Linked DNA regions of Homo sapiens: region 1 is linked to region 2. The links are chromatin loops, found by intact Hi-C in ENCODE. Cell type or tissue: IMR-90. All regions are shown on one strand. Each heading gives the region's core, and the rest is flanking DNA. Links, peaks and the distances in the headings are about the cores only.

What was found. Hi-C counts contacts between places; a loop is a spot of excess contacts. Peaks named below come from ENCODE experiments on the same cell type or tissue, not always from the same donor. Only the 100,000 strongest peaks of a DNase experiment are listed, where the experiment ranks them.
Region 1: it touches region 2 in a loop (3-fold over the local background); 2 of 110 quality-filtered maps call a loop at or near these places.

What each region holds. Positions count from the first base shown.
Region 1 is chr6:100,774,425-100,777,255 of GRCh38, forward strand. All of the region lies in intron 8 of ASCC3 (activating signal cointegrator 1 complex subunit 3), which reads right to left. Among named protein-coding and RNA genes, the nearest start is that of ASCC3, 110 kb to the right of the region's middle. In IMR-90, for the core only: a CTCF peak has its summit at 1,426; a DNase peak (open chromatin) is centred at 467; H3K27ac peaks cover 412 bases.
Region 2 is chr6:101,395,833-101,398,663 of GRCh38, forward strand. The region is part of intron 1 of GRIK2 (glutamate ionotropic receptor kainate type subunit 2); the gene reads left to right. Among named protein-coding and RNA genes, the nearest start is that of GRIK2, 3.5 kb to the left of the region's middle. RefSeq lists an enhancer at 2,654-2,831. In IMR-90, for the core only: a CTCF peak has its summit at 1,571; DNase peaks (open chromatin) are centred at 919 and 1,579.

The DNA of each region.
Region 1 (2,831 bases), core at 160-2,659, 620 kb before region 2:
GCACTATCTTGGCTCACGGCAACCTCCGCCTCCCAGGTTCAAGCAATTCTCCTGCCTCAGTCTCCTGAGTAGCTGATACTACAGGCGCCCATCACCACGCCTGGCTAATTTTTTGTATTTTTAGTAGAGACAGGGTTTCAGCATGTTAGCCAGGATGGTCTCGATTTTCTGACCTCGTGATCCACCCAGCTTGGCCTCCCAGAGTGCTGGGATTACAGGCGTGAGCCACTGCACCCGGCCCTAACTTTCTTATTTTTAGTAGAGACAAGGTCTTGCTGGTCTTGCTCAGACTGGTCTTTGAACTCCTGGGCTCAAGTTATCCTCCCACCTCAGCTTCCCAAAGCACTGAGATAACAGTTGTGAGCTACCACACCTGGCCCTAGTTTGTCGTTTAAAGGAAGAAAAAGGCATGTTTAAAATTAGATTACATCATTTAGGTTTCTATAAGGATATGAACTATATGCTAAGGTATGTGAGGGAGAGACAGTCACTAAGCATGCCATATTAGGTACAAGAAACAGGATATTAGAAAAACACTTAGGGCTGGTGAAAAGGAGTAGCAAAGATGATGAAGATGGAAAAGTAGGCCAAGAGCAGACTACAAAAAATCACATATGCTACACTGAAGGAGCTGACCTTTTCTTCACTCATTTACCAAGTTACTAAATGAGCATCAAATTACTGAATGAAATAGCCAGGGACTTTTTCAGCCACTAGGGATGTAACTGTGACCAAAAGCGACACGGTTACTATTCAAGGTCTCTTTTAAGCAAGGAAAAAGCATGTTATAGTTCTATTTGGAATATAATTTAAAAAGTCTAAAACCATAGAAATAATAAATTTATCTTCTGAGAATAAGAAGGCTTAGATTTAAATTATGAAAGAAAAATTCAATATAAAGAAAAGAAATTATCAAGACTCCTCTGGAAACATCTCTAAAAGATATTTTAGAGACTATATGAAGAAATTATCAGAGGGAACTGAGGCCTAGAGAGGTTAAATAACTTACCCAAGTCTACCCTGCTAATAAATTGTGGCCGAGACGGGACCTAAACTCAGTTTGTCCTAGCTCAAATACAAATTACCACTAAATTTACTGTTTAAAATATGATGATTTATCTTGTTCGGTAAGTATCCTCTACATTTATTTCAAAATAAACATCTCAAAAAAATCTTTATAATATTATTGCATATATATACATCACTATCAACAGAACATGCTGAATAGAAACAGCAAGTTAAAAAAGAAAAACCCTCCAAAACTTCCTAACATATTTAAAACAGCCCACGTTTTATACCACTCCCTATAAAGTTTCTTTTTATTTCTCATTTCAAATTAAGGAAAATGAACGAAATAATTTTCACCAATAAACTTGTTGGTAAAAATAAAAGGAATGTGCTCAGACAGCAATTGTGACAGCAGTTAAAAAAAAAATCACTAGAGGGCTCAGTATACTTGATATTGTGAATTGTGTTTGTAAGCTATTGGAACATGAAATAATTAACATCCATTATGCATAGATTTCTTATATTTGAATAATATTCAAATTATATTAACAAATGCTTTAAGTTAAGAAAACAAATGATTAAAGAAGAAGAATAATGTGGGTTATATCAAAACTCTATTTTACTCAACTTTAGAACTACATGCTAATAATATTTATTGTTTTATTTATATTTCCTGCACACACAATACCTAATTAAATGCAGCTAATAATCTTTGCTTCCAAATATTTGACATTCTTCTAACTTAAAACATTTCATATTGATTTTATACATTAATGAATACATAAAGTTAAACTGAAATTATTTCTTAGCAAATCAGCATTTCCTTTTAAACAGAAAACTGAGAGTCTCATGATCATTTATCTTAAGTGCTTTATGTTTAATCCAGATAGTCATTCTAAGTATATACCATTTTCCCTTTTAACTGGTTCTAACTACTAAGCATTTTCAAAACATATCATAATTAGCAGACCAGAAACATTTTAAGTGTTACAAGCTTCATTCTACATCCACTTTATACATATTTGGGACTCACCAGACTACTGATCTTACATACATACGCCAGACTACTGATCTTACATATGCTTATCTTACATATTTGGGACTCACTAGACTACTGAAATAAGATGACTTATTTATGAAATTCCATAGAAAGTGTATGTTTTGGATATCCATTTATTAAATACTGGTAATACAGGCTACTCGTGAGTGCGCACTCTATTTTTAAAAGTAAACTGGATGATAGTATTTAGCTGGAAGAACAAAAATATACAGTAAACATACCTCATTTTTTATAATAATCATATATATTTATTTTGTCAGTTAATTAGAAAGCATTAACTAAGTATCTAGGATGAACCCAAGAACATGCTGTCCCTCCCAAACTAGTGTAAATATCATAAGCTTAAGTTTAAGATAATCAAACCATAGACATTAAAATTTCAGCATATATTTATGATAAATCATATAGATACCAAGGACATACATTACATAATTTTCACAGTTTTTCTTCGGCTCCCTATAAAATGTGGCTTAGGCTCAAAATTTCAGAATTAGTGATGATAGCCACTCCACACACTCCGTCCAAGTTTTATATTCTGGAATCCCACCACTCTAATATTCCTCACAAACCTGGCTCCATGCCATAATCTACGTAAGTCACGAGATTAAAAATCAAACAATTTACATGAATACCTTATTTAACATACTTGAGTATTCATTAGATGATCAGATGATTTTCTTTTAGATAACTGGATAAATTTTTTCATTTAAAGGTCTTCAAGTACTGACTACTTTACATGTGTGTGTATGTGTGAGTGTATAAA
Region 2 (2,831 bases), core at 211-2,710:
TGTGTTTTTGCAGTTTGTTATCTCTGCTTTGACCTTGGAATCTACAGAGCTTTGGCTCATAGAAATAAAGAGTGCCATATGGTTAAAATGAGGAAAAAAATGAGACCATAGAATAAAATATATAAATCTTACTAAGTATATATAATTGCCTGATATCCAATAGCAGTAGTTTTCTCTTTCCTTTAAGGAAGAAGCAAATTACAGAACTGACACAATTTTTAAAAGGGTTAAATCTAGTCAGTGAAATACTGTGTAAGGAATTTATTAATCCTTCATATAACCTCAGAACTATGATGTGTGGTATCAGTATTGGGGAGAAACTTGTAATAACTTCAAAATTGCCACATGTTAAGGCATCAACTATGCCACCAAATCATTTTATTGTAGTATAGGGATGTAAATTTAGCATTCCCCCCCCCCCCAGGAAGTGAGTGAGTTTAATGTGAAAGAACAAGAATTAATCTCATTACCCTAGTAACAGATGGAAATCTGGAGGTGGAGAATTGAAAGTGATAACTAATTGTACATTTAAAAAATGTCTTTAGCCACTGAATATTGACAGCATGTTATTTGGCATTCTGAATTGTGGTCTTTCTAGCAATTTTTTTTTGTACTGACAATCAAGTAGTTTAGTGTTCATGAGGAATCTCACAATTAATATAAGTAGTTTTTTTAACAGTATGCCCTATTACAAAAAAAGATAACTACATCTTGGGCTTATCAAGCAATTGCACTGAAAAATACACACAACACAGTTGATAAAATAGTCCTCTTGATAATGTGAACAATGCAATAATTCCAATTCCTTTACTCTGTGTAGTAGAAATTTACACATTGTCACTCAAATATCATGTTAGTTATTTATTGTGCTACTTTCAATGTACTACTCCAGAATAATGAATGCCAGGAGCGCTGTCCGTGGTCCTGAAGAAAGGTCGTCTCCAGTCTTTTAGAAGTTCAACTGGACAGGTGGAATTGCTGTCTGTTGTGCTAAAGCCTTTCAACTGAGTTGATGGATGTAAATGAATCTAATTTACCATATGTGCAAAATTGGTTCTTTGGGGATCAATTAATATTAAAAAAGTACAATCTTTTAACTGTTTAATTTATTGTGTAATAACTTCATGAATATAGAGGCTTGATCTTTCACTTTTCCAACTAGACATCCAAATAACCCCCCAAAATAAATAGTTTAGAATACTAGTTTCAAGTGCAAAAGTTGCAACCATAATGTAAAATGTCATTATATTAATGGAATACATGAACAAAGAGATGTGGTACATTTTGTTTTCTCAGGTTCCAATAAATGCCAGCTACACTGTGAAATTTCAGTATTTTGATTAGTCACAATAAAACATGCTATTTTCAGGTAGTAGATATCAGTTATATTGGCAGATAAAAATGTGAAGGATTATTTTTTTCCCCTGGCAGTCATTATTATCTCTGCTAGGATCAAAAAGAAAATGAACAAACAGAATGGAATAAATGAGACAGCAAATAGAAGACAGAACGTGTTGGGCTGTGTATGTGTTTTATAAGAGATATTTTAAACATGGACTGAAGGAGTCGCTAGATACCCTTGGTTTTAGCACTAGGTGTTCCTTTTAAGGTGCTCGAACAGTCGAATTATTTGATTGAATTGCCTGCTATACTGCAGAACTAGCCATTCATGATACTTATTTTTGACACTGCAGTTATTGCCTCCATCTTAAAAAAAATCAATGCCACTTAATGCCTTTGCAAAATGTAGATTTCTCTTTAAATTAGCACTTTATAATATCTTAAGAAAATTTAAATTAAAAAATCGCTGTAAGGAAATGAAAACATTACAGTGTTTTCTTGCTGTTTGGAGGAAAAAATAGCAAGTCGAATATTCATATCACTCATATCACTCCTTATTTAAAAATTAGCCTTCAGATAGGATATTTTTTTGTGAGATTTAACCTATGCCCTGTTAGTTGGTTATGAAAAATAGATTAATGATAAGATATAGGTCCAACAGTTTGCCTTTTGTGATGTTTAATCTTTTAAAAATGTTGACAATATATATTTATTATACAAGTTAGTTTTACTTAGTGTAAAATATTAAAATTGTATATTTTTAATAAATAGACAGAATATTACTTATTTTAATAATAAAAATGTATTTTTATGTTGAAAGAAATTCTATTTCTGTACTTTATTTCTTGAATAAACTCCTAACGAAAGCCAAGAGAGTCACTACCTAGTGACTCTAAATATTCCTACCAGAAAACTAGCAAATGATAAGACAGTTTTAGAGGAATCTGTAACACTCAATGTCGCTCATGCTATGATCTCATATTCTGCCTCTTTAGGAAAAAGAATGTTCAAAAAACCAAAATACGAAGAAATTTGGGCATAAATTATTGAAGGCTTTAGAGTTTGCTGCACCCATTCAAACATCATTGTTTTTATATATGCACAATTATTTTCTTTGAGCTTAAAAAATGGGTGGAAAATTTAACTTCTCCATTTTAATTTGAGATTTCTCCCATAAAAGTTCACTGAAGAAATTTCTCCTACTTCTGGGTAGCAATCAAGGAATACCCCAGTCAAGTTTTTAAAGAGTGGGTTTACCTCTCCAATTGCATTCCAATCTATATTCATTCCTGGTCAAAATAAAAGTATAAATAAGACTCTTTCAATCTAACCACAAGTTAGATTTGCAGTAAATTCCTCCGTCTTAGATCACTTTCTTTTTTACAGTTCCCAGACAAACTGACTTTGATTTAGCTAGTAATTTAATGAAATTCATCAGTTGATTGTAAGAAGTCCGCTTACATACACCAGTCATTCTCTCAGCAAATACT